Linked DNA regions of Homo sapiens: region 1 is linked to region 2. A link is a loop called in an ENCODE intact Hi-C map of the cell type or tissue named here. Cell type or tissue: mammary epithelial cell. All regions are shown on one strand. Each heading gives the region's core, and the rest is flanking DNA. Links, peaks and the distances in the headings are about the cores only.

The links. Peaks named below come from ENCODE experiments on the same cell type or tissue, not always from the same donor. Only the 100,000 strongest peaks of a DNase experiment are listed, where the experiment ranks them.
Region 1: it touches region 2 in a loop (2.0-fold over the local background); 20 of 110 quality-filtered maps call a loop at or near these places.

What each region holds. Positions count from the first base shown.
Region 1 is chr14:24,657,933-24,673,620 of GRCh38, reverse strand. No RefSeq gene overlaps it. Among named protein-coding and RNA genes, the nearest start is that of GZMB, 32 kb to the right of the region's middle. RefSeq lists enhancers at 151-200, 1-291, 531-580. In mammary epithelial cell, for the core only: no CTCF peak of the experiment used is centred there; DNase peaks (open chromatin) are centred at 7,850 and 9,090; H3K27ac peaks cover 1,862 bases.
Region 2 is chr14:24,604,379-24,620,066 of GRCh38, reverse strand. GZMH (granzyme H) reads left to right here and starts at 10,382. Exons shown (of 5, transcript NM_033423.5): 1 at 10,382-10,508; 2 at 11,655-11,802; 3 at 12,320-12,455; 4 at 12,661-12,918; 5 at 13,321-13,587. The coding sequence starts at 10,454. The coding sequence ends at 13,464. RefSeq lists an enhancer at 13,801-14,300. In mammary epithelial cell, for the core only: no CTCF peak of the experiment used is centred there; DNase peaks (open chromatin) are centred at 6,106, 6,656 and 7,616; H3K27ac peaks cover 3,052 bases.

The DNA.
Region 1 (15,688 bases), core at 4,747-12,746, 52 kb before region 2:
TCTTTAAAGCATCCAAACCTCAATGTGTCACATCCCTAAATGGTGGCTACACCTCTTTTGACATTTCAACACCAAAGCAACTCTATTTGTGCCTTGGTGTCTCTCAGAAATTTTTAGTGCAAAGAATGCTTTCATTTTGCATGGCCTCTCTTTCATGAGCTGTGCTGGGACAGAAAGCTGTGCTGTCTCATTCTGCTCTCTCTCCTCCCATTATTCCTTCTTTTTGACCCAAGGCTGATGCCCCCACTTTGAAATTTTCAACAAAAGGGAGTATTTTAGTCCCTCTCTTAGTTTCTAGAGAAATAAGCGACTGCTGGCTGGGCCCCAGGTGTATAAGCTCTTTTGGCTTCCAGGTTCAAGCACACGGAATTTGAATCTCACTTCCTCACACACTGAGCTGCTTCCCCTTTCCACTTCTCCTGTGAAACCCTAAGTCCTCTCAATCACATTTCAGGGCCTGATGTGGCTTTTTGAGAGGCTTTCTCCAGCATCTGCATCTCAATCCCCATTCAATGATGAGAAGAGCACTCACCAAGCCCCATCACTGTAACATACCACACAGTTTGGGTATAAGCAACAAATGCTCAGTCATGGATGACAGCAAAGTTGTAGGAATAAGGATTTTTTCAGCAGATGAATAAAATAATGAAAAATACCAATAATCTAAATGACCCCAAATAAGTAACTGGTTGAATAAATAGTGCTGTATCCACACAATGAAAAATTCAGCAATAGTTGAAATTAGTAGTGTGGAAGTAATCTCAAAGAGCCCAAGATGGCCCATATTAGAATCGCTCAGAAGCCTGTAAAAAATACAGATTTCTGGATGTGGATCCCAATGACGGAGTCAGAAGCACTGGGAGTAGACTTGGAATCTTTATTTTAATAGGTAACTCCAGTGATAATGCAAATCAAAGTTTAAAAATTTACAACCATGGCAGCATAGTTAATTATGAGGTAAAATGATCATGATATATTGTTAGATGAAAATAGTATGTTATGAAAAAAGAATGTATAATATAATCTCATTTTTAAAAAGTAGTGTGACTAGAGAGATGATATATAGGTATATAGGTAAAGACTGAAAAAATAATGCCAAAATACTAACCATGGTTAGTGGTGTGTTTATAGAAGATTTTTATTTTACTCTTTTTACTTTTTTACGTGTTGAGTCCAATTTGTAAATTTCCAAAATAAACATTTAGTTTATGTGTGTTTAAAGAAAACAATAAAAGTTGTTTTGTTTTGCTTTTTAAAAAAGGATAAGAGGTAAATGACATGGGACTTTTAAATTTACTTATACTCTAGATTTTAAAAAATAAAAAAGGCAGCTTGCAAAAATTTTGTACCACATAATAAATAAAAATTTTAAATGAAGAGTTAAAAATAAAGGGGAAGTAAGGGTGCTAATATAAATGAAGCCAGGATTAAGGTTGGTATCCAAGAATGCATTGCCTCAAACTTCAGTTATGTTTCTAAAATGAGCTATAAATTTGCCTCTTCCTAATGTCACAAGACTAGACATGAGCAGATAGGGAGAGGGAGGTTCAATATCATTAGACATTAGGGAAACAGGAATCAGAACCACAATGAGATACCATTTCATACCTACTAGGATAGCTAAAATAAAAATTAATGTTTTAAAGGAAAGCAAGTGTTGGCAAGAATGTGGAGAAATTAGAATCCTTGTACGTTGCTGCAGGAATATAAAAGGTAGAATGTAAATGTAAAATGATGAAGAGTTTGACAGTTGCTCAACATTAGCAGCACTATACACAATAGCTAAAAAGTGGGTAATATCTATCAACTGATGAATAGATAATAAAATGTGATATATCTATACAGTAGAATATTATTCAGCCTTAAAAAGGAATGAAGTACTGATTCATGCTACAACATGGGTGAACCTTGAAGACATTACATTGAGTTAAAGAAGACAAACACAAAGGGTTGCATATTACATGACTCCATTTATATTAAATATCTAGAACAGATAAATCCATAGATATACATTGTGTTTTTCGGGGGCTGGGGGAAATGGAGGAATGGAGTGTGATTGTTTCATGGGTATGGAAGTTTCCTTTTGGGGTGATGAAAATGTCTTGAGATAATGATTTCAAAACAGTATGAATGTACTAAATGCTACTGAACTGTGCACTTTAAAATGGTTAATTTTATGTCATGTAGATTTTACTTCAATTTTCTAAAAGTAGGAGTAGTTTATGAAAGTTAAACCCAAGAATACTGAGGTGTTCCAGAAGGTTCCATTTGGAAAGGGAGAGGAAATAATTAGCCCAGTTTTGTACCTTGAGTTTGATATGTCCATGGAGAATCCAACTGAAGGTGCCAGAAGTCAATTAGGATTATCAATCTGGAGCTAGGGAGAGAATTCTGGACTGGACCTCTATATTTGAGAATCATCAGGTGGATAATGGAAACTCAATCTACACATGTGGGTGTGGGTTCTCCTCAGAGTTTCCTAACACAAATGAAGTGGAGTATAGGCCCCAGTGGAGAAACCCTGTCATTTTTCCAGGAAAAATTTCCGTGTCGATGTGGACTTTACATTCATTCATTGTTTTTAATTAAAGTGGAGTATGGCATGTAAATTTTTCACCTTCCAGAAAAGCCTTTGCTGTAATATGGTTGGATTCATTTGATATGACAGAATAGTATTTAAAAGACCTGACCTATGATTTGCACATTACTGGAACAATCAACCACAGTCACCTCTTCTTCAACTTTCATTTCTGTGTGCCTGAAGTGTGAAGAAGGGTCCTCCCTCACCTTTCCTGGCATTCGATCCCAGGTGTTTGTGGTGAGCCTATTGGAGAGCCCACCCATGACTGATGTGTCACAAGAAGGGATGTGATGCCATGGCTGAGGTAATACCAGGTCATACTTTTTTCCAAATCTTTTCTAATGTTTGACTCAGAACAGATTTCAGTGTGCAATACTTAAAGTAGCATTTTTTTTAAAATATAGTAAGCCTTGACAACTGTTTAATCTGGATGATGAGTGCATGGGTATTATGGCACTATTTTCTCCATGTTTTAAATGTTGAAATATTTATAATTTTTAATAGAATCTTTAACATTATGATGACTTATATTCCACACAAGTTTATTAAGCATCAATTTTGTTCCAGGTACTAAGTTAGGTGGTTTCATACATGACTAGTGCCTGCAGAATAAACCAGTTTGATGATGGTTTCCTATTCTAAATAACAGGCTACACTTAGGTTACCATAAAGAATGTTCCGGAGTATGAAGATGGTTAACATCCATTGGGTCAATAAGAAGTGAAGATAAAATTTGACATGGATAAGAAGATTTGAAATAATCTCAGAAGATAAATCGAAAATTAAAGACAGCCCTCTTTAAAAAAATAAAATAATTAAGGGGGACATAAGAGTTGTTCCACTATTTCTAAATGGCTGGCATGTGCAGGGGAAATTATAGGGTTAAAATCTGCGAACTAGGTCAGCTTTATGTATTTGGCTCACAATGAAGATGTAAAGTTCACCAGCATTTACCTGGGTAAAACCACACCATTAAATTGGTTTATGGTTGGTACCTACCATGTGCCAAGCTCTGGGCATGGTATTTCACATACCTTATCTCATTTAATCATTTTAGCAGTCCTGTGTGCTGACATTTTTTAATGTATGTGGAAACAGCTCAAGAGTTCAAATAACTTGGTCTTAAGTCACAAAGTTAGTAAACGGTCAAGCTAATATTCAAACTTGAGTAAATCTGTTGCCAAACCTATGTCTTGCCAAAAGAACATGCTTCATGGGAATAGATTGCTCTGGAATTCATGTCTTTTAACTTTCTTTATGGTTTCTTTTAGTGTGCAGATCTTTTTCACTTAAATGTTAATATATTAACATTTTCTTTTGTGGTCTGTGCTTTTTGTGTTTAGTTAAGGAAACTTCTCTACCCTGAAGTCATAGGATACTCTATCTACACCCTAAAGTCATAGGATATTCTATCTTTTCTTTTAAACTTATAAACATTTGTTTCTTACATTCAGGTCTATAACTGTCTTTAACTTCTATTTGGTAATGGTGTAAATTAAAGGTGTAACTTAATTTTTCCCCCACATGAATAATGAATCATCCAGCACCACTGATCAGGCTCCATTTTTTTCCCTATTAGTTCCTCATGCTTTGTAGTATATTGAGTTCATAGATGAGGAGGTCAATTTCTGAACTTTCTACTTTCTTCTACTAGTTTTTTTTTTAATTTCTGTATAAATGCTGCATTGTCCTAATAACTGTAGTCTTGTAACAAATATTCGTATTTAGTAAGGTAAGCTCCCATATTTTTCTACTCTAATTTTTTTCTGGGTTATTCTAGGCCTTTTGGTTTTCTAGTCAAATTTTAAAAACAACATAATTTCCTTGAAAACCCCTATTGGGCTTTTGATGAGAATGGTATCACATGTCAATTAATTTTGGGAGAATCGACATCTTTAAAAATGTTGAGTCTTCTCATCCAGAGATTAAGTATGTTTCCCTGTTTACTTTTCTTTTTTAAAAATAACTTTCTCCATAAAAGCCTCAGGTACCTATTACTTATTTTTAGATACCTTAGAGACTTTGTTTCTACTGTAAATAAAATTCTTTTTAAAATTATATGTCATAATTTTTGTAAGTGTCTAGAACTTAATTGATGCTGATAATTATCTTGTATCTAGCAACCCTGTTGAACTTTTTATTAGTTTGTAGATTCTGTTAGGTTGTTCAGTTATCTTTTCACAAATAAGCATTGCATTTGTATAAAATATGGCACTCAAACTTATCAACATACATGTGTAAAGTCTAAAATTACAAAATTTGAAATATAACACATCTTTTATTTTCTATAAATTGATGTAATTTTGACTCAAGCATGCCATGCATTTGAGCTGGCAAGGAATTTAACTTTAGTTAGCCATTCTTGAGACTTACTTCAACCTAAGGACAAGTAATAGTTCCAGGGTCTTAACACCAAGGCTGACGGGCTGGCAAGTTCTCTCCCTGGTCACATGCCATCAATCCAGGAGGTTTACTGATAACACGTTTGTTCTCTCTGAGCAGAGTCTCCTACCATTCTGTGACTCTCTGCAGTGTTCACACCCATTAGGATGACAGGAATTTCAATGGAAGCTAATAGCCCTAAGCCCAGTGCTCCATTTTTTCTGCCACTTCCATGAAATCTGGCTCTTATCTGTCTCTGCCTCCAAAGAGCTTGAGAAAGTCTCAGAGGTCTCAGAATGCACAGCCTTCACCCAACCCCCAGGCAAGGGATATCTTTTTCTAGGCTAAGGAAAACCCCTCCCCACCTCCTGAATCTTCAAGTCACATTGCTTTCCCCCTCAAACTTTATCCTTCCTTTTTCCTTTCCCAATAGTCTTTCACAAACTTCCAAACCCAGAATCTAGGATTAATTTTTCAAACCCTAACAAAGTTTGGGGAGAAGTATTTCTTTCCATCTTTCTAGTTCAGGAGTTTCTAGTTTCTTCCTTCTCTCAAAGGAAGAAAAATGAAACATTTACATTTCCAAATTTAACATGTCTTAATCATCAATGTATCCTGCTGGCTACATAAAATGGTGCTCAAATCTTAAAGATACTCATACTCTACAAGGAACTCAATCATCCATCATTTCTGAGAATTACTATCACATAACCTCCATGAAGAAATTTTGAGCTGATTTGACAACATTTTTGTATGCTTACCTCTTCTAAGTTTTTTTCTTCTTCACTATTACTTATTTTAATTTTTTGCCTTTAATTGAAAAATGTTGATATTCATAACAGAATAACTTTGTCAACATGCCCATTTCTGTAGTCCTGCTTGTATTCACACTACTTTCTGGGAATAAAAACTCTACTGTGCTGTGAATTAGCTTCTGCTGTACTGCAGAGAATCTTCCACAGTCTACTTGCTGAGCAATCGGCATGCCTCAGAAGCTTTTGCAGAGACTTCCAATAGCTTGCCTTGTATCTAAATGTTCCTGCAAACTGCCGATATTTTATGTATCTTTAATTACTGTGGTGCAGTACTGCTTTTGGAGGGTTCTTGAAGTCAGGTGTGCTCTGCCCTAAGCTTTCAGAGATGATCCAGCTTTCTTCTGCCAAGGGCTTCTCTTTTTTGCATTTCAGGGTTGTTCCCTGGGAGCCCTTCACAAGTTTCCACTTCCACTGCTACTTTCTAATGCTTCTGGCTGTTTTTCATCTTGATTCCTTTCCCTCTGTTTTCTTTCCTTATTCTTCTTTCTCCTTTTTCTCTCTTCTTCTTGCCTCTTTGATTTTTTTTTTATTTTAAGCTAAGAGCATTTGGCATTTATTGTTATCTTCCCTTAGTAAGAAGGCTTCTTTCCATGAGATCAGAGAATTGTCACATTTTATTAAGACAATGTATGGGCCCTATGGTCTTTGAAATGAGCTTATCCCTCTCACTTCCAGATGCATGATGTTTCCAGACCCACATCTCCACATGAATGAATATCACTGAACATTCTGTAGAGAAGGTGACATCCTCTAGAAACCATAACAGAGTAGTGAATTCAATAGAGTGCTTCACCAGAGTATCACCATCACCAGCTATTCCATGAGCAGAAAACTTAGATTGTAAACAAGACATTGTGATGGAGATAAAAGAAGAAAGCCAACTAATAAAGGAGAGAGAAAGAGGGAGAGAGAAGCCCTCAATCTTATCATGTCATAATCATAAGATGACTCCTCCTTCTCTAGGCAGTGTTCAAGTTCCAAGCAGGATAAGAAAGGAACAAACGTATGTTTATTGCAGCACTATTCACAATAGCAAAGACTTGGAACCAACCCAGATGTCCAACAATGATAGACTGGATTAAGAAAATGTGGCACATATACACCATGGAATACTATGCAGCCATAAAAAATGATGAGTTCATGTCCTTTGTAGGGACATGGATGAAATTGGAAATCATCATACTCAGTAAACTATCGCAAGAACAAAAAACCAAACACCGCATATTCTCACTCATAGGTGGGAATTGAACAATGAGAACACATGGACACAGGAAGGGGAACATCACATTCTGGGGACTGTTGTGGGGTGGGGAGAGGGGGGAGGGATAGCACTGGGAGATGTACCTAATGCTAGATGATGAGTTAGTGGGTGCAGCGCACCAGCATGTCACATGTATACATATGTAACTAACCTGCACATTGTGCACATGTACCCTAAAACTTAAAGTATAATAATAAAAAAAAAGAAAAAAAAAAAGAAAGGAACAAAAGACTGAAGAGAAGATACCCTTTAAAAAAAATCTCTCCTGAGACCCTGCTTGTTGACTTTCATTAGCTAGAACTGTATCACTTGTAAATTCTTACATGCAAAGGAGTCTGGGAGACTTGAATATTTTTAGCTGGGTACATTACCACTGGATAAAAATTTGAGTTCTTTAATAAGTAAGAGGAGATGGGTATTGGGCAGGCAACAGGGCATTTGTGTCAGCCACAAATAATATCCCCATTTTAAAAGTAAAACCACTGAATCTTACAGCCTTCTCCACAAACATGAACCATGAAAATCTTGAGGATGATTGGAGGGATCTTAATAAAACTCATCTCCCAGGGCAGACAGGTTTGGACTCTGTAATGAAACTATGTACTTCAGATTGGCAGCCCAGATATAAGGGGCCCTGGCTATAGCTTGCAGCTATAAGAGACATTTGGATGTGGTTGATTAGTCACCACGGAGGGGACCCATGCAACCAGACCTGTGATAGTGCACAGGAAAAAAATTGGCCCACCCTATCTCACCATGTCTTCATGTCAGTGCAGCTGAAGGGTTAGTGGGAAAAGCCACAAGCCTATGTTTCTTCTTCATTGTAGTGTCCAAAACACCTATGGTCTTACGGAATCTTCCCCAGCCAGTGACAGGAAACTCATTCTGAAACCACCAGATGTTTTTTTAATCGGACTAGGGGTGGGGCAGAGGTCTCTTTGGGCTCCCTGCCTGGGCAGAGTTGATGACTGTGTAAATTAGACTGTGGCAGGAGCACTCTCCCCTGGAATCTCAGGAAGCAGGGCCATGCAGGGGCGAGTCTCCATGATCCTCAGACTCTACCTCCTTGGCACTTTCTCTTTCAGTCCTTGATCTGATATTTCCCCTTCCTGACCTAGCCTAGCTGGGGCCCAGGTGTGCTATAAAACTTTCTCTCTCAGACTTTTCCCTCTCAATTTAACTCAGAAATCTTCTCAAGAATACTCCTGATGCAAGAAAATCACAAGACCACTCCCCACCATCACCACCCTTAGGAGGTGCAGGTGATCTGACCTTATCTGTATATCAGGAGGCCTCTAAGGGGACCAGGGAACAGTCGCTATGCAGATGGTGCAGGGAAGTTTCAAGGGGGCTTGGAATTCACCATCACACACGGGATACATTGTTATACCAAAAGGAAGTTTAACTTTGATAAAGATTTTCTGTGTAGTAGTTAAGTCTGCACACTCTACAGCCATACTGCCTAGAACTCAATCCTGGTTCCACCATTGCCTAAATACACAAACTTGGCTTAACCTGGCTATCCATCCCTTGGTTTCAACTATAAAACAGTCACAATATTAGCATAGCCTCCCAGGACTCTCATAGGTGAAGTGAATTTATATAAATCACTTAAAATATTACTAAATGCAGAATAGATGCTCAATAAATATCTGCTGGTTATTATCCCATGCCTCTTATTCATGCACTCCCACGTACTCCACACACAGTCACACACACACAGTCTCAATTTAGGTGTGAGATGAAAGTTAGGGTTAGGGGAAATGGAAAAGGGGGAAATAAAAAGATTCAGATGAGCCAGAGTAAGTTAACTTAGAAAAAAAAACCATAAAAGAAAGGTCATTTTTTATTTCTTTAGGTCACATTCCGGGTGAAATTGTTGTTGTCTTCTTTTTTTCTCCTTCTCTTTTCTTGCTTAACCCTGAGAACATATCAAGATTCTTTTAGGTGGACTATCTCTGATTAATGCTTATTCATTTTCTATTGTTGTGTAACAAACTACCACAAATTCATCAGCCTACTATAACACCTAATATCTCATAGTTCTGTAGGCCAAAAGTCTGGGCAGGCTCAACTGAGCTCTCTGCCCAGATCCCAGAGAGCCAAAATCAAGGTGTCAGCCAGGCTGAGCTCGCATCTGAAGGCTCTGCGGAAGAATGAGCTTCCAAACTCATTCGGGTTGTTGACAGGATTTCATCCCTTGCAGTTGTAGGACTGCAGGCCCATTTTCTTGCTGCCCTCGGTAGAGAGCAGCTCTCAGCTCCTAGAGGCTGCTCTCAGTCCTCAGCACAGGAACCCCAGGATCTTCAAGCCAGCAGGAGTACCTCAAATCCTTCTCAAATTTGGAACCTCTATGTATGACTTTCTCTGCTGCAACAAGCTGTGAACATGCTCTGATTTTGAAGGGCTCATATGATTAGATTGGACCCACCCAGACAACCCCCATTTTGCTGTACAATCTAACATAATCATCCTAGCCACAGATTCCAGCCTACTTACAGGTTCCAACCACACTCAGAGGGTAGGGATTATAGAAGGGTGAGGATCACTGGGGGTCATTTTAGGATTCTGCCTGCCACAAATGCCATGAAGTTCAAGAGTTATAATTGAGAAAAATGGGCAGGAGGCAGTTCAGGGTCAGTTGAAGAGCTCAGTTTGGGATCTCTCCCTCCTAGGACATTAGACCTTCTCTGGATCAGGTTCAAGATTACCTCAAAGGCTTAGACGCTAAGGGAGTGAACACTAATCCAATCAGAAGGCACAGAGGCCTTGGTAGAAACAAGAGCAGGTGGACCTGTGGGTGGCCAATGGTCACCTAGATTTGACCTGGGAGGTCAGGGGAGACCAGGATTTAGGGACCACAAGTCATCAGTGGAAAGTCAGGACATTCAGTGGACCCTGTAAGAAAAAGAGTATTTTCTTCTCATGGGTTCCTCCAAGAAATATGAAGACTGGTTCAGCTTCCAGTGATAAGGAAAAGTCTAGGCTAGCAGGAGGCAAAGAAGAGGAACTTAATAATGAGGGGGAAGACTGGGCTAGTGATCTGAGAAACTGTCAAGCGATTATTAAAGCTTAGGTCTTATCCTCCAGTTGGAGGGACCCAAGGGAAGGATGGGTTCTCTTTTCCTTGAGAGCAGAACTAAAAGACAACAGTCCTTAGACACCTGACAGGGTGATCATTCACACTGGAGACATCAGCTGATTTATATATTTATTATGACAAATTCAACAACAGATTTTAGCAAAGTGCCCTTTTCTAACTCAGTCAGTATACTGTGATAATTTTCTGGTAGATAGAAGTAAACAATCTCAGAAAAAAGGTGCCTTTTCCTAATTTGTATAATGGCACCATGCAGGCCAGCAGAGGCCCCGTGGCCATCCTGCCCATGGAAACCTCTTGGACTGGAGCTCCACTTGTGTATGACAACTATCTGCCCCACCCCACCTCAACATTACGTCTGTAGTAACTGCCTCTCATAAACTGTGCCCTCTGCAGAAAGCATAACATTAGAATGAGGATCTCCAGTCTGCAGCAGGAGACCACAAAGGAATAGAAGGTCTGTTTCACCCTAGCAGCCACCACAGATGCGACTAGACCCAATCAGAGCCACCACAGAGCAGACCTCCCCGAATTCTCAACAAAGTTGGCCTGGGTTCCCTATCAACTTCCTATCCACAGAAGCTGCCAAAGTGAGGCCAGCCCCCCTTGGGTGACTTCAACGAATAGAATGTCAGGAAACTAGAGAAGGGGGTGTAAGGAAGTGAGGCTAACTTCCCAGAACAGTCTCTTTAACTGCATTCCCTTTTACCCTTCAGCGTGACTATTTTGTGCTATATTTGCTGCCACACTTTCTCTTTTCCTGTAGAAAAACTTTCTATGTAATGTGCTTCTTATATAAACACAGTGATACCTATATTCCTCCATTCGGCTGTCATCCTCTACAGGCTTGAAGTTGGTGGAAAATAGCATCTAGACTTCTATTTAAAGCTCCCAGCCTGGGTCATTAATAACTGTCTCTTATATGAAAGTACTGGTGTGCCCCGGGTATCCAATATGCCAACTTTTAACAATACAGGGAGATGTTTTCCTCTTCAACCACAGTCTCTGGTAACAATGGTTCAAATGCAAATCAAAAAGACCTCAGATTAAAACAACAGGTACAAGATTAAGGATTCACTCATAAGTGGCATTCGAGCATAGCAGTTACAAGCATGGACTCCGCAGCCACACCACTGGATTTGAAAGCCAGCTCTGCCTCTAGCTCTGAGACACTGTGCCAGATATTTACACACCTCTGCCCTGGTTTCCTCACAATGGTACCCACTCGAGAGCTTGTTTTAAGAATTAAAAGGGTTAATACACATAAAGCACTTTGAAAAAAGCCAGGCCCCTACTAACACCTGATAAATGTTAGCTATGTTATCATTTACTATTTTGTCTTTTATTCTTATAAAGACTTTCTGGACTTTTACTCATTTGGGGAATAATTTAAAAAGTCAAGATATAAAATAAAGTTTTTTTTTTCTTCATTAGTTAGTACCCCACCCTGGGTTTCTGATCTCTCCACAGACAGACAGGCTGTCCATCTCTCAGTCTGGAGGTTAAGTCGCTTGGGTTTCCCCTCTCTAGATTCTGCCCACTGTCTGTACACTGGCTGCCCTAGCTGAAAATATGTCTTCCTGACCTCTTTGCAGGATTAGGGCATGCCCTTTAGTGCTGCATCTGAGAGTCCTGTCCCCTTTGAGAGGGGTTTGTAGTGAAATGGTCCTAAGCCCTTCTCTTTCCAGGAACCCCATAATGCCTCAGCCTTACAGGCATAGACCCAGAAACAAACAGCTTCTACCATCCGGAACATTTATGGGCTCAGAATCCAAAGGTTAAATGGCATACCTCCTGCCTTTAAAATGTTTATAGTCTAAAGGAGATGTACTATCTGCCAGTAAGTTAGGACAATGCAGTCCTAAGTCATCATAAGTTGTATAATGAAGTTAGAAAGACATGGAAGTATAGTGGAAACCCCTCCTAAACATCATGGGCATGAAGGGAGGCTCCTAGAGGTGGTAGTGTTCAAACAGAGGTCAGACCAAAGGGAGACACACTCAAGGCACTCTGAGTGTGCCAAACCGCCCATGAAAATGCAGCTTGGAGAGTCAAAACTGGGCATTTCCTGATAACCCCAAGTAATTCTGTATTATTCTGTTACCAAATGGAAGGGTTAGTGATTTGGACAAGACTGAGCTGGTTGAGGCCCTCCCAAACCCCACCCACACTCTCACTTTTGGCATTTAAGAAACTTAGGTTTTATCTGATATGAAATTTGAAAATATCAAACAGCTTTTGGAAAATAAGTCTCATTAACCGGATTTTAAAATGAAAATCTCATTCTGGCAACTCTGTGAAGCAACTCTATGATACCAATTTTCATCAGGTAAATCATTATAAATATTATTTCCCAATCCAGACTTGTTTTTGCACTTTATGATACCTTTGGTTGAACAGTAGATTTACAATTTCAAAGACTTCAATTTATCGATTTCTGCCAATTACCTTTGAATTCCACATATTGATGGAAAAGAGAAGAAATTAATTTTGAGCATAATTTATCATTATTTCTCAGAACACTCCAGAAACTCTACATATGTGATCCTCAAGATGATTTCTTTGACAGGCAAGAGAACACTTTTCATCTTCAGCTGTATGTTTGCATTACTGGCAGTCTTTCCTGACCCCTATATAATATCCAATTAGCCTATCATACTCTCTGATAATTTTTTTCCTTCAGATTACTTGCCACCATTTATAATCATATAAGTAAGTTCTCTTTGGTTAATTATGTCTCACTCCTCAAGATTAGAAACTAAATCTGTTAGTGTTCACCATTTGATTCCCAGTGCTTTGACAGTAACACTTACAGGGCGAGTACTTAATACATCTTTTTTAAATGAAAGCATTTCCCAGACTTGAGACATTCTGTCTTCATCTGTATTATGCAAAACCCTTTGCTAGGGACTGATTCTCCAATGTTGCTATAATTTGGCTATCCCCTATATCAGCTCACAGCAACAGAAAGATTCATAATTTGCAAGAAATAGCATCTCCAGCTTTGATCGAAGGCCCACCATGAACTCTTTATGAGGTTCCAGCTGTGGCTACAGTGACTATAAAAAATCAACGGCTCTTTCTACACAGCGAACCCTAGAAGGGTGATTTGTGGTTACAGCAGTTAATTGCAAGTTTGTGGTTATTGAGTAATCACAGTACGTTCACAGCCCTAACTCATTCCCTCAATATTTTTCATCTTTCTATGACATTTCTTCAAGGTATTATCTTGTTTTTATCAAATTTAGGGCACTGAAAATGTTGCCAAGGTTTTTTATCATGACTAACTCAGGCCACGTTGGAAGGTCTACCATCCATCTGAAAGCCATAGCACAGAGGGTTTTCACACATGGATTCCACCCACCAAGCTCCTGGTGTCTGCCTGTTGCAGGTTTCCCCAAGTGTATCATTTGTGCCCTCCTCCCTTTCATCTGGTCAGAGTTCAGGTTGGAAGCAAGATGCCAGAGGCAAACGTTGAGGTGAAGCATCAGGCATGTAGTGTGCAATCGTTTTATAATAAAGAAACTTTTTTTTTTTTTGAAATGGAGTCTCACTCCGTCACCCGGACTGCAGTGCAGTGGCACGATCTCCACTCACTACAACCTCCGGCTCCCGGGTTCAAGCAGCTCTCTGCCTCAGCCTCCTCAGTAGCTGAGATTACAGGCACCTTCCATCATGCCCAGCTAATTTTTTTTGCATTTTTAGTAGACAGGGTTTCACCATCTTGGCCAGGTTGGTCTTGAACTCCTGACCACGATCCACCTGCCTCAGCCTCCAAAAGTGCTGAGATTATAGGTGTGAGCCACCGTTCCCGGCTAAGAAATCTTTATAATAAAGAAAAAACTGGCATGGAAATTACATAAAATAAAGACAGTTAGTGGAATTCCTAAAGATGAAAATCTATTCTTTATATAAAAAGGCAACACTGAAGATAAACAATTAGTCTTCATTTTAGAATGTCATGTTCCTAGAAAGGAGCCTTAATGATGGAAGGTAGAGATATGCAGGAAGGGGCCTGAACATCACTCAATTTAAAAACAACCATTAAAACGTAGACAAAGGGGATGAGATCAAATGTCAGAAATCAAATAATCTGTGGAGAGACATAAAAAGTTGCATGGATTTGCTGCATAAACTTAGAAAAATGCAAAAATTCACTTGCAGATAATTAATTCATTCTAAGTTTCCTCCAAGCCTGATTCACTGGAGATCTCAAGAAGCTACTGGAAAGTCACTCTTTTATTCTATCACTCATCCTTCAACAGTCTTCTGAGTATCTACTAAGTAACTTACAAACTATCGGTTTCTCACTACCTCTCTCCTTATGACTCCATACTCATCCCATGCCTTAACATCCACATCTTGTGTATTTTGCATCATTTCCTAACATCTGCATCATTCCCTGACAACATAAAAGCTCTCCATTGTCCTCAAGACTGTCATTGAGCACGCCATAGTGGACATTCAATTATTCCTTGGCTGTTGTTGCCATCACTGTCTGGTTGGATAATCACATAACTGCAATACAAGAATAATGAAGTATATGGAAGTGTGAAAGAAAAGACAGTCTCTTTTGAGACCAGCAGTTTCTTCTGGAGGACTGAGCCACAGCTCTTCCTTTGTCACTAAATTATTTGCCAATATAGACATCTCATTTTCCCAATGATGTGCTTTGCCTGTAGAAGGCATGTATGAGTTCGTTCTCACATTACCATGAAGAAATACCCGAGACTGGGTAATTTATAAAGAAAAGAAGTTTAATTGACTCACAGTTCTGCATGGCTGGGGAGGCCTCAGGAAACTTACAATGGACACAGAGCCAAACCATATCAAAGCACAAGACAGTCTTCCTTCCCTCACTTGGGCTGAGAATCTCAGAATGTTCTTTATAAGGCTGCAATGCTGGCTTTACTCTACCAATGGGAAGTATTTAGGTGAAATTCCTGGTCAGTCTCCCAGAAACATATTGTAAAAGGGAAAAAGAAAAGACCCTCTTATCACATACCTTAGTTAAACAGAGGGGAGAAATATTTAAAGAGTTCCAGGAGATAAAAGACTTTTTGTTTTTCTTTTAGAAATAGGGTCTTGCTATGTTGTGCAGTGGTTATTCACAGGCATGATCATAGTACACTACAGCCTCAAACACCCAGGCTCAAGCAATCCTCCCGTCTCAGCTTCTTGAATAGCTGGTACTATAGGACACACCACCTCACTCAGCTGAGAAAAACAAAATTAATGGCATGATGTCCAAGGAAATTATCTTGTTTTAATTTATGAGAAGATTCTGTCTTACCTTTTAACTTCCAGCCTGAGACAAAGGAAGAAGTATCAAAAATTGTACTTTCCCACTTTGTCCTATCCGGACTCCTATAAAAGCAGAGCCTGAAGCAAGGATAAAAATGATAACAATTTGTTTGGGAGGTACAAATCCAGGGCAATGATAGTGAGGAAAAAGAATGAGTCAAGTAAAGATGCCATGCAGTTTGGTGTGTTATAGTACCATAGCTGCCCACTACTTCACAACAAGCTGCTAAGAGACAAGGCAAGTT
Region 2 (15,688 bases), core at 3,251-11,250:
CAGTAATTAATAGCCTACCAAGCGAAAAAGGCCCAGGACCAGATGGATTCACGGCTGATTTCTACCAGAGGTACAAAGAGGAGCTGGTACCATTCCTTCTGAAACTGTTCCAATCAATAGAAAAAGAGGGACTCCTCCCTAACTCATTTTATGAAGCCAGCATTATCCTCATTCCAAAACCTGACAGAGACATAACAAAAAAAAAATTTTTCAGACCAATACCACTGATGAACATAGATGCAAAAATCCTCAATAAAATACTGGCAAACCAAATCCAGCAGCACATCAAAAAGCTTCTCCATCACGATCAAGTTGGCTTCATTCCTGGGATGCAAGGCTGGTTCAATATATGTAAATCAATAAACCTAATCCATCATGTAAACAGAACCAATGACAAAAACCACATGATTATCTCAATAGATGCAGAAAAGGCCTTCGATAAAATTCAACAACCCTTCACGCTAAAATCTCTCAATGAACTAGGTATTGATGATACATATCTCAAAATCATAAGAGCTATTTATAACAAACCTATAGCCAATATCATACTGAATGGGCAAAAGCTGGAAGCATTCCCTTTGAAAACTGGCACAAGACACAGATGCCCTCTCTCACCACTCCTATTCAACACAGTATTGGAAGTTCTAGCCAGGGCAATCAGGCAAGATAAAGAAATAAAGCATATTCAAATATGAAGAAAGGAAGTCAAATTGTCTGTTTGCAGATGACATGATTGTATATTTAGAAAACCCCATCATCTCAGCCCAAAAACTCCTTAAGCTGATCAACTTTAGCAAAGTTTCAGGATACAAAATAAATGTGCAAAAATCACAAGCATTCCTGTACACCAACAGTAGTCAAGCCAAGAGTCAAATCATGAGTGAACTCCTATTCACAATTGCTACAAAGAAAATAAAATACCTAGGAATACAACTTACAAAGGATGTGAAGGACCTCTTCAAGGAGAACTACAAACCATTGCTCAAGGAAATAAGAGAGGACACAAACAAATGGAATAAAATTCCATGCTCATAGATAGGAAAAATCAATATCATGAAAATGGCCATAGTACCCGAAGTAATTTATAGATTCAATGCTATTCCCATCAAGCTACCAACAAGACACCAGGAAAGTCAATGGTAGACTTTCCTCACAGAACTAGAAAAAACTACTTTAAATTTCATATAGAACCAAAACAGAGCCCATATAGCCAAGACAATCCTAAGCAAAAAGAACAAAGCTGGAGGCATCACGCTACCTGACTTCAAACTATACTACAAGGCTACAGTAGCCAAAACAGCATGGTACTGGTAGCAAAACAGATCAAAACAGATACATAGACTAATGGAACAGAACAGAGGCCTCAGAAATAACACCACACATCTACAACCATCTGACAAACCTGACAAAAACAAGAAATGGGAAAGGATCCCCTATTTAATAAATAGTGCTAGGAAAACTGGCTAGTCATATGCAGAAAACTGAAACTGGACCCCCCTTCCTTACACCTTATACAAAAATTAATTCAAGATGGGTTAAAGACTTAAACATAAAACCTAAAAGCATTAAAACCCTAGAAGAAAACCTAGGCAATACCATTCAGGACATAGGCATGGGCAAAGACTTTATGACTAAAACACCAAAAGCAATGGCAATAAAACCCAAATTTGACAAATGGGATCTAATTAAACTAAAGCGCTCCTGCACAGCAAAAGAAACTATCATCAGAGTGAACAGACAACCTACAGAATGGGAGAAAAATTTTGCAATCCATCCATCTGACAAAGGGCTAATATCCAGAATCTACACAGAACTTAAACAAATTTACAAGAAAAAAACAACCCCATCAAAAATGAGCAAAGGATGTGAACAGACACTTCCCAAAAGAAGACATTTATGCAGCTAATGAAAATGTGAAAAAAAAACTCATCATCACTGGTCATTAGAGAAATGCAAATCAAAACCAAATGGGATACCATCTCACACCAGTTAAAATGGTGATCATTAAAAAGTCAGAAAACAACAGATGCTGATGAGGATGAGGAGAAATAGGAATGCTTTTACACTGTTGGTGGGAGTGTAAATTAGGTCAACCATTGTGGAAGACAGTGTGGTGACTCCTCAAGGATCTAGAACAAGAAATACCATTTGACCCAGCAATCCCATTACTGGGTATAGACCCAAAGGATTAGAAATCATTCTACTATAAAGATACATGTACATGTATGTTTATTGCAGCAGTATTTACAATAGCAAAGACTTGGAACCAACCCAAATGCCCATCAATGATAGACTGGATAAAGAAAATGTGGCACATATACACCATGGAATACTATGCAACCATAAAAGAGAATGAGTTCATGTCCTTTGCAGGGACATGGATGAAGCTGGAAACCATCATTCTCAGCAAACTAACACAGGAACAGAAAACCAAACACCACATGTTCTCACTCGTAAGTGGGAGTTAAACAATGAGAACACATGGACACAAGGAGGGGAACATTACACACTGGGGCCTATTGGGGGGTGGGGGGCAAGAGGAGGGAGAGCATTAGGACAAATACCTAATGCATGCAGGGCTTAAAACCTAGATGATGGGTTGATAGGTGTGGCAAACCACCATGGCACATGTATACCTATGCAACAAACCTGCACGTTCAGCACATGTATCCCAGAACTTAAAGTAAAATAAAAAAACTAGAACAATTATAACAATATATTCTAATAAACGTTATGTAAATCTGGTTTCTCTCTTAAAATATCTTACTGTTTTCAGAGCACTGTTGACCATGGGTAACCAAAACTGCAGAAATTGAAACTGCAGATAAAGGAAGACTATTGTACAAGGATATCAGAAATGTGTCCTAGACAGAAATGTGAGGATACTATTTGGCTCCCTGGCATCAGTTTTTAGTTCACATGGAATTAGTAATTCACTAAAGAGATTGTCTTCCTGGAAAACTAACCCTCCTTCCATTCATAGTATATAAAGTTTAGACAAAGCAGATCTCAGTCTATCCAAAAGCTATGCCCAAGGCTTATACCAATCAAAGTAGCTTCAACTCTTCTCTGACGAATCCTTCATGCACCTAACGCAATGTGGCAGATTGTACTTTCTGTAATGACTGCCACTGCACATCTCCCATCCCAGCAGCTCTCCTTACATGACTTCAACACTCCTCTCACTGAGAGGCAAAGTCTATGTCCCTTTCTTTTAAATCTGGGTGGGGGCTTTAGATTGCTCCAAGCAATGGAATGTTGTAGAATGGATACCATATGACTTCAAAGTCTAGGTAACAAAAAGGACACAGCTTCTGCCTGGCTCACTTTTTGGGAGGATGATCACTCTGGGAAACCCAGCCACCAAGTGGTGAGAAACAATACCATGCAGTGAAGCAACATAGGGAGGCCGCCATGAAGAAGACATGAAGCTCCCAGCAACTACTGCTGAACCTGTGAGTGAGTGAACCTTCAAATGATTCCAGCCTCCAGGCTTCAAGTTGCCCCTGCTGACATGGAGGGGAGCAGTGACAAGCTATCAACACCAACCCTGATCCAAATTGCAGGCTCGTGGGCAAGGTAAATATTGTTATTGTTTTAAATGACTAAAATCTTTAGTGCTGAAGCACACCTTCTTCTGCATTTCTCCACATCATTCTTTCCATTCCTCTAAGCATGGCCTTCACCATCCTTATCTAATCACTAGTGTTTTTGTGTCCTCCAACAGAGCCAAGGAATCTCATCTCCAGTATCTGTGAGTCTCACACAGAAAAGGACCCCATAAGAGCTGTAGAAAAATCTTTGACCCTCTTTTTTTCCAGATTCCATGGAATTTAGTGGTGTAGTGGTTAATATCAGATGCTCTGGAATCAAGCTATGATGCTCAAACCCTGGCTACTCCCTCCTCACAGTGTGAGATTGAGCAAGTTACTTAACTTCTCTTGATCACAACTTTTTCATGTAAAAATAGAGATAGTATCAATACCTACCTTGCATAATTTCTGGGATAATTCTATGATAGGAAGAACATAAAGTACTTAAAAACATAAGGACTCAGTAAATTCTAGTTGTTGTTATGATATAGAGTATTTTCTCATTTATTCAGCAAACTAATTAGCCACATACTCTTTCTAAGGTACATTTTAAGTTTTTTTCTTGCACTTGTCACTGTGTTTCATTTCAATCAACTTTAACATAATCAAGCCACAGATTTTTTGGCCATTATTTTATCTTCAGTTGTTTATTGATTGTTTAGTTAGGCAGGCCAGTTAGAAATGTGATGAGCTCTGATATCCCCGAGCTTACAGGCACCAGCTCTCCTCAAAATATTAGAGAAAATGTATCCCAGCTCACATGTTTTGCACATCTGTGTTCTTCTGACCCTATGACTCAGCCCTGACTGCCATTAGACCCCCTGATCTGACCCCAAATGACAAACTATATACATAATCTCTCCCTGGCACCTATACTCAGCATGTGGAGTGAGCCAGCTTAGCCAGTATCATCCAGCACATCACACACAGCTCCTGGGGCCCCAGACCGGTTACCTTAGGATATTCTTTCCATCAGCCAGCCACTAGGTGAGTGGACCGGAAACAAAAGCACTAAAGCTAAGGTGGCTGTACAAATTCTGAATCAGATGAGTGCGGAAACATCACTAACACAACAAACACATAATAAGTACTGTCAATAATAGAAACTGTAAATTTAAAAAAGAAATAGAAAAGAAACACAAAACATGACTTCTTTTTAACTTTCCTTCACAGCCAATGAGTCAAGTCTTCTTCCATCATCAGAGGAGGTGAAGATGCAGAAGAGAGCGGCCACACTTGAAGAGTGAATGAGAGCAGCAGGAGCCCCAGGGGAGGGACCTTGCCTCTTCAGAAGACTGAAGCAGTGACAAGCGAAAAGAAGAAACCTTAGTAAACTGATTAAAGAGAGTTCACCTCCTCCATAAGACACAGGCCAGACCTGGATAATAAGGAGGGTCATAGATAGCCCTGGAAATAGATGTTATTTTCCTTGCAATACATCACTTTGGCCCACTGTGCCTTGGGCTGCCCCTCGAGTGCCCAGGCACCCAAGCACCTCTGAGCTTTTCTCTCAGGACGTTCTCTGGAGCTATAAAAATTTGTTCTGTCCAAGAGCAGTCTTAGCCCTCAAGTGAGAAAGAATTAATGCTCCTAGAGACAAATTTCAACCACCTGGAAACAGGAATTACCAGGCAAATGACCCAGCCTCCTGAATTTTGGAAAGACAATGCTGACATCCATTCTTTATGGATTCTCAAAGAGTCCCCAGCAGGATTCAGCTCCAGATACCCACAGCAATAGGTAGCTCAGTAATGCACTCATGGTTAGCTCTCCTTATTTTCCCTGTTTCATTCTTCCTACTTCCTCGCTCCAGTCTCTTGGAATTATCTCAGAAAAAAAATTAATTACCTCTAACTAAATCCTTGTCTCGGCCTGTTTGTTGAACAAAAGACTCAAACTAAAATCCAACTGTATTGGGTTGAATAGTGTCCCCCCAAAGTTTATGTTCACCCACCACCTATGAATGTGACAGCATTTGGAAGCAGGGTTTTGCAGATGTAACTAAGTTAGAATAAGTTCATACTTGATTAAGAGGGACCCTAATCAAATGACTGGCATCACTTTAAAACAGGTAAATGTGGACACAGACACACAGGGAAGATCACCCAGCAACAGATACAGAGATTGGAGCAATGCATCTACAAGCCGAGGCAGTGGCAAGGATTGCTGATACCCCTAGAAGCTAGGAGAAGCATGGGACAGACTTTGCCAGACACTTCCAGAAAGAACCAACTCTGCTGATACCTTGATTTCAGGCTTCTGGCCTCCAGAACAGTGAAAGAATCAATTTCTGTTGCCTGCTGCCAGCAGTTTGTAATACTTTGTTATAACAGCACTAAGAAATTAATACCCCAGAGTGTCTTAGTCAGGGTCCAAGAAGACAGAAACCACTCCAAATATTTGCAAACAAAAGGAGTTTATTCCAGGGAACTGATTACATGACAGGAGCCAAAGAGGGTAAAATGAATCAACCGAGAGATTAGCAATAGCAGGAAGCCACTACCACACCTAGCTGGAGGCATGGAGGGAGCAAGCAGTGTTGCCAGGACCCTGATCACCTGGCAGAATATGAAACCATATCTAGCCTGCCAGGTGAGAGCTGGAGCCAGGAGGAGAGCAGAGGAGTCATCCTGAAACAGTCCGCAAGCTAAGAAGAAAGAGTGGGAAGGAAAAAGACCCTAATTCTTCAGCACCACCCATTGGCTTGGTCCAAGAAGACAGAGCTGTCAGACAGAGAAATCTGTGTGATGTAGACTGTGTCACAGAGAAGAGCAGCAGGAAGATGAGGGCTGGATCTGAAAGCTACCTGGGCAAGGATCCAAACCAACAACTCCACTCCAACCCCATGAGACTCAAAGGAGGAGAGTTTAAGCTTTTGCTGTTTTTTAAATAAATTACTAGGATCCATAATAATACCAGTAAAAGGTGAGATCTGAAGGATGAGAGACACTATGAAGAAACAGTGTGAGACAGTAATAATGCACTGATGATCATGGCAGTACAAAAAATGGGAAGTCCTTCATGAGTCAGGTTTCTTTAAACCCACATGCAACTCCCACTTAGATGGACACAACAGTATGTGAAGACTCATACTGTGTTCTTTTGTTCCAAGAACCACCACGGGAACACACCAGGAAAACCAAAGGAATTCACACACCCTTTGAAAGAAGCAGGACACTGCTGCAAATTTTGCAAAACAGGTGAAAAACTGTAAGTTCCCAAAGTGTGAGAGGGAAAAAACCTGCCTCTGAACACACATCCCCACTGGGGAATCTGAAAATCCAGATCAAGGGAGAATTTAACCTTACCTTGAACTGAAACAAATGTAGGCAGTCACACAAAATATAAAAGTAGAAGTATCAGTATCAGAAGACTGCAAGGCACTTCCAATCTTCAGCTTGAGCCCAGGGAAGCCATTCCTGACTATATCTCACAGGATCTCTCAGGGAAGGCAGCCAGTGGAATTGGGGAGGGGTCACCAGGTGAAGGAAGCTTCCAACTGAAATTGGTAGTGGTTTCAATTGGACACAAACTTTCTTTAGTGGAGTCTAGGGGACGAGTGGGAGCTTTGGCAATATGAGCACATGAACTCAGAAGCAAAGAAGCCACTCCCGTTGGAGTGGGCAGATGGGGAGGGGTGATATCTGAAATCCATGCTTGCTTTCTCAGTGGGAAAGTTCACAGCCTTGGGCAAGATCTGAGTGGGGCACTTTGGGAGTGAGACTGGCCTTGCCAACTGTGTGGGAGCTGGGTGAGACCTCTCGCTACCAGCTTTCCGCCACTTCCCTGGTGAATTATATGACACAACAGAGGTAGCCAAGATCCCCTCTGGAAAATAACCCCATTGGCCTAAGAACCACCCCCACATCCCGCACAGTGGCCACAGCAAACCCCACCCAAGGAGACTCTGAGCCCAGACCCACCTAACCCTGCCCCAACATGATGGTATTTCTTTACTCACCCTGGTAACCAAACACAAAAGATAGAAACTCTTGGGAGCTTTCAGGCCCCACCCATCATCTGAGAAACCAAAATACTCACCCTGGCCAACTTAGGGCAAACCTAGATCCCTCTACTACCAATGCAGCTGGTGCTCTCTTGAAAGCACCACTTCTTGGCTGGAGGCCAAACAACACAGGCCATTACAGCAACTCATGACAGAATAACCCTGAACCCAGGAAGGAGAAGATAACACCTAATTCCAATGCCTGCAACATCCTGGCTAAACAGAGGTCCTGAGTGTGTCCACATGAAAACTTCACTGCTAGCATAACCAGCATTCAAGAAACCCAGCACACTACACATATCTACAACCAAGGACTCTCACAGAGTCTACTTCACTCCCCTTCCACCTCCACCAGAGCAGGTAATGGTATCCATGGCTGGGAGACCTGAAGAGAGATCACATCACAGGACTCTTTGCAGACATTCCCCAGCACCAGCTGGAACCTGGTAGCGCCACTGGGAGGCTAGACCCAGAAAAGCAGTAACAGCCAATGCAGTCCAGTGGTCAGAAAGTCCCATCCCTAGGGGAAGGGGGAGAGCACCACATCAAAGGATCACCCCATGGGATAATAGAATCTGAACAGCAGGACTTGAGTTCCAGACCTTTCCACTGAAATAGTCTACCCAAATGATAAGGAACTAGAAAGGTAATTCTGGTAATATGATAAAACAGAGTTCTATATCACCTCCAAAAGATCACACTAGCTCCCCAGCAATGGATCCAAACCAAGAAGAAATCTCTGAATTGCCAGATAAACAATCCAGAAGATCATTAAGCTACTCAAGGAGATACCAGAGAAAGGTGAAAAAACAACTTTAAAAATTAAAAAATATATATATACATAAATATAGGATATGGGTGAAAAATTCCCCAGAGAAATAGATATCATAAAGAAAAAATAATCACAACTTCTGGAAATGAAAGCCATGCTTAGAGAAATACAAAATCCACTGGAAAGTTTCAACACTAGACTAGAACAAGCGGAAGAAAAAACTTCAGAGCGCAAAGACAATGCTTTCAAATTAACCCAATCAAACAAAGACTAAGAAAAAATAATTTTTAAAAAATGAACAAAGCCTCCAAGAAATGTGGGATTATGTTAAACAGTCAAACCTAAGAATAATTGGTGTTCCTGAGGAAGAAGAGAAATCTAAAAGCTTGAAAACCTTATTTGAGGAAATAATTGAAGAAAACTCCCCTGTCCTTGCTAGATACCTAGACATCCAAATACAAGAAGCTCAAAGAACACCTGGAAAATTCATCACAAAAAAGTCTATCACCTAAAGTCCTATCCCAGTTCTGTTAAAGTAATAGCAGGAATAGCACCTTATAAATACCTAGAAAAATAGTAGAAGGAAACATGCTTAAGCATTAATAATGATCTCCGGTGGTAGAATTTTTGGTAAGTTTAATTTTATCATTTACATGTTCCTACTTAACTATACATATATATTTATATATATTCATATACATAAATATACAAACATATGTATATATACACATTTTTGTTTATGGACAGCCTATGACTGTGAGCCAAGGGACATCAGAGACATGGCTCTCTGGAAACTGAGAGAATACTTAGTGGACAGTTTTTTGTTTGTTTGTTTGTTTGTTTTTGAGATGGAGTCTCGCTCTGTCACCCAGGCTGGAGTGCAGTGGCGCGATCTCAGCTCACTGCAAGCTCCACCTGGGTTGACGCCATTCTCCTGCCTCCGCCTCCCAAGTAGCTGGAACTACAGGAGCCCGCCACCACGCCCGGCTAATTTTTTGTATTTTTAGTAGAGATGGGGTTTCACCATGTTAACCAGGATGGTCTCGATCTCCTGACCTCGTGATCCACCCGTCTTGGCCTCCCAAAGTGCTAGGATTACAGGCATGAGCCACCGCGCCCGGCCTTAGTGAACAATTATTATCAGGATGATCAGCATCCATTTTTCCATCACCTGGCAACAACAACTAGCATTTCTCAAGGGAAATCCCCTCCTCATTCATAAGCACCATAGATGGAGTGGAACAGTCCCCACCTCAGCTTAAGGAGGGCTAAATAACCAAAGCATAAAGCAATCAGTCCACTACACTTCAGTGGACCCAATGATGACTCATTTTGGTTCAATAAATATCAAGTCCAGAACTTTTGTGCAGAACTGTGGAATAAAAAAAGTTATCTTTGTCACAGAATATTTATATTTAAAGAGGGGATTCTAAATATCCCAAAAATATGAATCTGAGATAGTGGTAAGATAGGAATGGGTTGCCATTTGCAGTATTTGTTGGGTGTGTGCAACTCTGCATACTGCTAAGGCAAGTCCAGCCTCCGTCTCACACCAACAGGCAGATTTCCCCACCACGGCCCTTACCATCTTGTGCTCTAACCCCAGATTTTCAGTCTACTCTTGCTAACCATCAATTCTTCAAGGGCAAGAGCCATGTCTCTCATATCCCTGGATCTGGCTTGCTAAATAATTATTCATGATTTTATCTGAGTAGAAAAAGAGCCAAGAACTGAGAAAAGGAGACATTCTTGGTTCTCAGTCACTGAGGAGCTTCTGCAGTACCAGCCTTTCTGCTAGCTGCAGCCACAGCTTCAACAGCTCCACCTCCTTGTTCTTTATTCTTGCTTTCACCTTGTTACTCAGCAGCAGGGGTGTAAATGTGACAGTGCCATGTCAACTTAAACCAAACCAGATAATTTTAATAAACCACCTTCTATAATGACACCCATCAAAACCAGAAGGGGACAAGTCTAGGAGGTCTCTGAGTTTACTGTACCCATCCCTCCTTCATCTCCCTCCAGCATTTGTTTCTGGAAGGAGTCAACACCAACAGCTCTGACCTGGGCAGCCTTCCTGAGAAAATGCAGCCATTCCTCCTCCTGTTGGCCTTTCTTCTGACCCCTGGGGCTGGGACAGGTAAGTGACTATCCCTATTCCAGAGGCCTGAACCCATCTTATAAGATACCCTGTACCCATGAGCACTGGTCAGGAATTTTCCTCAATCTGAGCCCACCTCCCATTCCACACCCAGACTTATAAATCTGAGGCTAGATAGACACTCAGCAAAGATCGAAAAATGAAGGGTGTTCCCTAAAAGGTTTAATGGGTGTTAGCCTCTCCCTAGACCTCTCCTTTATGACCTGGAGTGTGGATTGTTCTTAGAAAGGCATTTGGTAGGGAATGTGAAGCTAAAAAAGATAAGTAATTATTACTCTACACTCCAACCCAGGAAAGAGGAGCTCAGACACCAAGTTGCAGTCATAGGAGTTGTTACTGGACTCAGCTTAAGAACCACTTATTCAGTGCCCCCACCCAGTCACCCCTGCCAGGAGGGAAGCCCATGGTGCAACTGATCTCAGAGATGGCAAGATGACTGTGTCCATAGCTCTCCCATTACCTTGGCTCCACCTGGGCTTTGCGATTCATTTTTAGTTGATTTCTCCACTTCCTTCTGCCTTTGCAGGCCCTCAGCTACTCCACTGACCTGGTGATAACCCCCTCTAACATCCCTGAGGTCCTGAATCCCACCAGCACTACCCCCACTAAACCTCAGCCAAAGGCTAATTGGAGGCTATTCATTTATGCACCAAACAACACTTACTGAGAACCTAGAATGTGTTCAGCCCTGGCACATGAGAATTTTAGAAAATCCAACTCCAGAAGCTCATGGGTAGATCATTAGAAAATGGCACCAATCAGGAGGACAGCAGAGGCTCAGAGGAATCAGAGAGACTCACTAAAAAGGAGGAGCCTGGGAAGTCCTGTCCAGGATCCTCTGGGGCTCTACCACTGTGAAAATAGATCTTTCTTCCTCCATGTGTGTTTCTGCAGTAGGATGCAGAAGTCAAGCACTGTCCATTCTTTCTGAGAGAAGGTTCTGAGACTTAAAGTTCAGAAAAGCTTGCTCTGCCTGCAAGGAGTACTGCCTGCAGAGCTCAGGAGGACCCCTCCCTCACTGTCTGCAGCACACAAAACACTTCACCCTCAATCACTGTCGTCCTAAGCCTTCTCTCCTGACTGCAGCCATCCCCAGCTACTTTATCTTCCAGTCTTTCCTTTCAGAGGAGATCATCGGGGGCCATGAGGCCAAGCCCCACTCCCGCCCCTACATGGCCTTTGTTCAGTTTCTGCAAGAGAAGAGTCGGAAGAGGTGTGGCGGCATCCTAGTGAGAAAGGACTTTGTGCTGACAGCTGCTCACTGCCAGGGAAGGTAAGGAGCAGCACCAGCTCACCTCCTGAGTTCCCCCTACAGGGACCCTTGTTTTCTCCTGGGGACTGCAGCCCAGGGGAGCTTCCAGAGTTCCTGGTAACACAAGCCCATGAAAGCTCATCGGAGCAGCCACCTGGGAATAGGACTAAGATGATGAAAGGCTGAGAAATAGGACAGGGTCAGAGGGTCAGAGGGTCAGAGGTCAGAGCAAGTGGCATGGTTTCACACACTGGCCCAATAAGGCAGTAGTAAAGGTTGAATCCATGCATTAAGGATCAAAATGCAAACTCGAGCAATTTCATGATATTTCCTGAAGGCAAGAGAGAGCCCCCAGAAGCCCTACTCTTCATGTCTTTGTGAAGTAGAGGGCACAGTCACTCAGCCCTGGAGCCCTCCTGTCCCTTCAACTTCCCCTCAGCTGCAGCCCTACCCTGCCACAGCTGTCATCTGCTCTTCACTGCTCCTGGGCTCTATCCCCTGTGACTCCACCCCCATCCTCACTCTGCTCTCTGTGCAGCTCCATAAATGTCACCTTGGGGGCCCACAATATCAAGGAACAGGAGCGGACCCAGCAGTTTATCCCTGTGAAAAGACCCATCCCCCATCCAGCCTATAATCCTAAGAACTTCTCCAACGACATCATGCTACTGCAGGTGAGGCACACTCCTGCCACTCTTGCTCTTCTTGGTCCAGTTGGTTCCACTCCCACTGGGATGCCGGCCCTTTCCTCCTTTCCATCCTGACCTCTTGGTCAGTTCCTGTGCCTTAGAGGAGAGGGAAGATTGTGCAGCCCCATCACTGTGTCGGGGCCCAGAAGGCCATTGCCTGACCTGGACTTTCTTGCTTCTTCCCCACCAGCTGGAGAGAAAGGCCAAGTGGACCACAGCTGTGCGGCCTCTCAGGCTACCTAGCAGCAAGGCCCAGGTGAAGCCAGGGCAGCTGTGCAGTGTGGCTGGCTGGGGTTATGTCTCAATGAGCACTTTAGCAACCACACTGCAGGAAGTGTTGCTGACAGTGCAGAAGGACTGCCAGTGTGAACGTCTCTTCCATGGCAATTACAGCAGAGCCACTGAGATTTGTGTGGGGGATCCAAAGAAGACACAGACCGGTTTCAAGGTTGGGTTTCCAGCCTCTACCCAGAAAGACCACAGGGAGAGAGGAACTTGAGGGAGTTCTGGGGTATGACAGTGGCCAGATCTTTATGCTCTCAGCCCAGAGCTTGGGCAGCCTGTGTCCCCCTGGAATCTAGTCTTTAGTCCACTCCTTGGGTGGACTGGGGTGGCTGGAGGGGAAGGATCTGTCATCCGACAGTCACTTATCACCAAAGTGTCCGTGAGAATTGCAGAGAAAGGCTTGGTCTGGGGAGAGCCAGAAAGCACAGCCAGGGCCATGCTGGAGACCCAGGACTGAGGGAGGTGAGTGACAAGGCCTGCCTGGCACTGATGTCACACAAAATCCATAACAGAGACCACCCATCCCAGGGAACACTAGCTCAGTCTTTCCTCTCTCTGTTCACAGGGGGACTCCGGGGGGCCCCTCGTGTGTAAGGACGTAGCCCAAGGTATTCTCTCCTATGGAAACAAAAAAGGGACACCTCCAGGAGTCTACATCAAGGTCTCACACTTCCTGCCCTGGATAAAGAGAACAATGAAGCGCCTCTAACAGCAGGCATGAGACTAACCTTCCTCTGGGCCTGACCATCTCTGGGACAGAGGCAAGAATCCCCAAGGGGTGGGCAGTCGGGGTTGCAGGACTGTAATAAATGGATCTCTGGTGTAAATATGACTGAAGTCTTATTTATTCACTGAACCATCTTCAATATGCAACAACACTGCTCCAGGCAGCCGTCTGCTGTCAGTTCTGGCTTTTGCTTCTTCCTTTCTCCCCCAGCCCTCCCTCCTCCCTAAACCCCATGCTGTACAGTTTTTTCACTAATTTCTCAATCACATGTCTTTGATACTGAACCCTCTGTTAGAGCTGGTTTGAACTCCATTATAAACAAACAATCTTCACCCCTCTCCCTTCACAAAAAAAAATAAACCTCTCTGGACGTTAGGAATTTCTTATCGTCTCTAAACCAACTACCTACTCCCCTAACAACGTAGCAGAGAATGGAGCAGGGCAGTGGAAAGGAAATAACTCCAGGGACTCAGAAGGCCAGGGGCCATGCCATGAGTACTCAGTTTCCTATTTTCAGGGCCTGTCCCTCCAATGGGGGCAGGCTTCTCCCACAGCCAGGTCTGCCTGCAGCTTAGGAGGTTGAGATGCTCCTCTGCACCTAGGTCCCTCTTCCCTGCCCTGGGCCCAGCCCTGAGCTCAGTCAACCTTCTTCCTTCCTGGCCGGCCTTCCCAGCTCCCAAGAGTTTTTCACCCAAGTGCCCTGGCTACCAGTTTCTTTCCCTTCTAGATCACCCTGTTCTGAAGCCAGCCTCTCTCTCATGTCCCTAACAGAGTTCCCAGCTCTGTGTGAATTCTTCTCTACTGCTTGTCCCAGCCAGACCTCGGCTGCCAGCCCACCTGATGCTGATCAGAGGAGCCAGCTCTCACCTTCCACCTGGGCAGGGCTAGCTGAGGCCCTCAGTCCAGTGCAGCTTTCCCCAGGGTCTCAGGCATCACCTTCTGGGGAGCCACCCAGCAGCCTCAACATCTTTCAGCCTAGCCTGGCTTCAGACCCAGACTCCCCCTGTTGGCAATCTGGGGTTATGGCAGCTGTGCACCAGAGGGCTCCAGGGCCACTGGGCTGGAAGTAACACTATGCCAGTTATCAATAGACTAATACTTGCTGATCTCTCTCTTTGTGCCAGGCATATAATAGGCCCTGTCCCTGCTTTTGGAAATTTTACAATGATAAAAAGTTTCATCTCAATTCTCCTGGTTCCTCTGCTTCTACCAGGCAGGTCAGTTTGGCACAAACGGATCTGTATTTATAATCTACAAGAAATCTTGTTTTAAAAATAATTAAATTATCTATATTCTACCTGTAGTGTTCATTACAGCCTCACATGCATGATCTGGCTTGATTCCAGAAGGACAGTGTGTGAAATTAGAAGAGACTTGGAGATTCTCAGGTCCTAAAGTTTTTAATCTATGCTCAGTGGAGTCTGTGTCCAGAGGTGTGGAAGTGTATTAGTCTGTTCTCACATTGCTAATAAGAACTTACCTGAGATTGGGTAATTTATAAAGGAAAGAGGTTTAGTTGACTCACAATTCCACATGGCTGGAGAGGCCTCACAATCATGGCGGAAGGTGAATTAAAAGCAAAGTCATGTCTTACATGGCGGCAGGCAAGAGAACTTGTGCAGGGAACTCCCCTTTATAAAACCATCAGATCTCGTGAGACTTATTCACTATCACGAGAACAGCACAGGAAAAACTGGCCCCCCCGATTCAATAACTTCCCACTGGGTCCCTCCCACGACATGTGAGGATTATTACAATTCAAGGTGAAATTTGGGTGCGGACACGGAGCCAAATTATATCAGGAAGGAAGGAAGAAGACAACCAGAGCAGCCTTGGCTTTGTTTATTCTGCATATAGAAGACATTAACCTCAGTCCACAAACTTAAGAAATGCTACAGTTCAAGTGTGAGACAGTTAATATAATAGTGACCCCGTTGACTTTATTTAGGATCCTGATCTCTCAAATAGTACTGCTAATGAGTTAAATGTGACAGAACACTGTAAACTCACAATAGCTGGCAAACACTGAAACAAATGGGACCAACACTGAAAAAAGTAGAAACTTCACTGAAAAGAATAACAAATAAATCACACGCATACAGGGAAAAAATCCAGCACATTGAAAAATAAGAGGAAAAACAAATAGACTTATTTTTCACATAAGGCTGTCATGATGTCTATCTCCCAAGCCTTTCCCTGGGAAGCA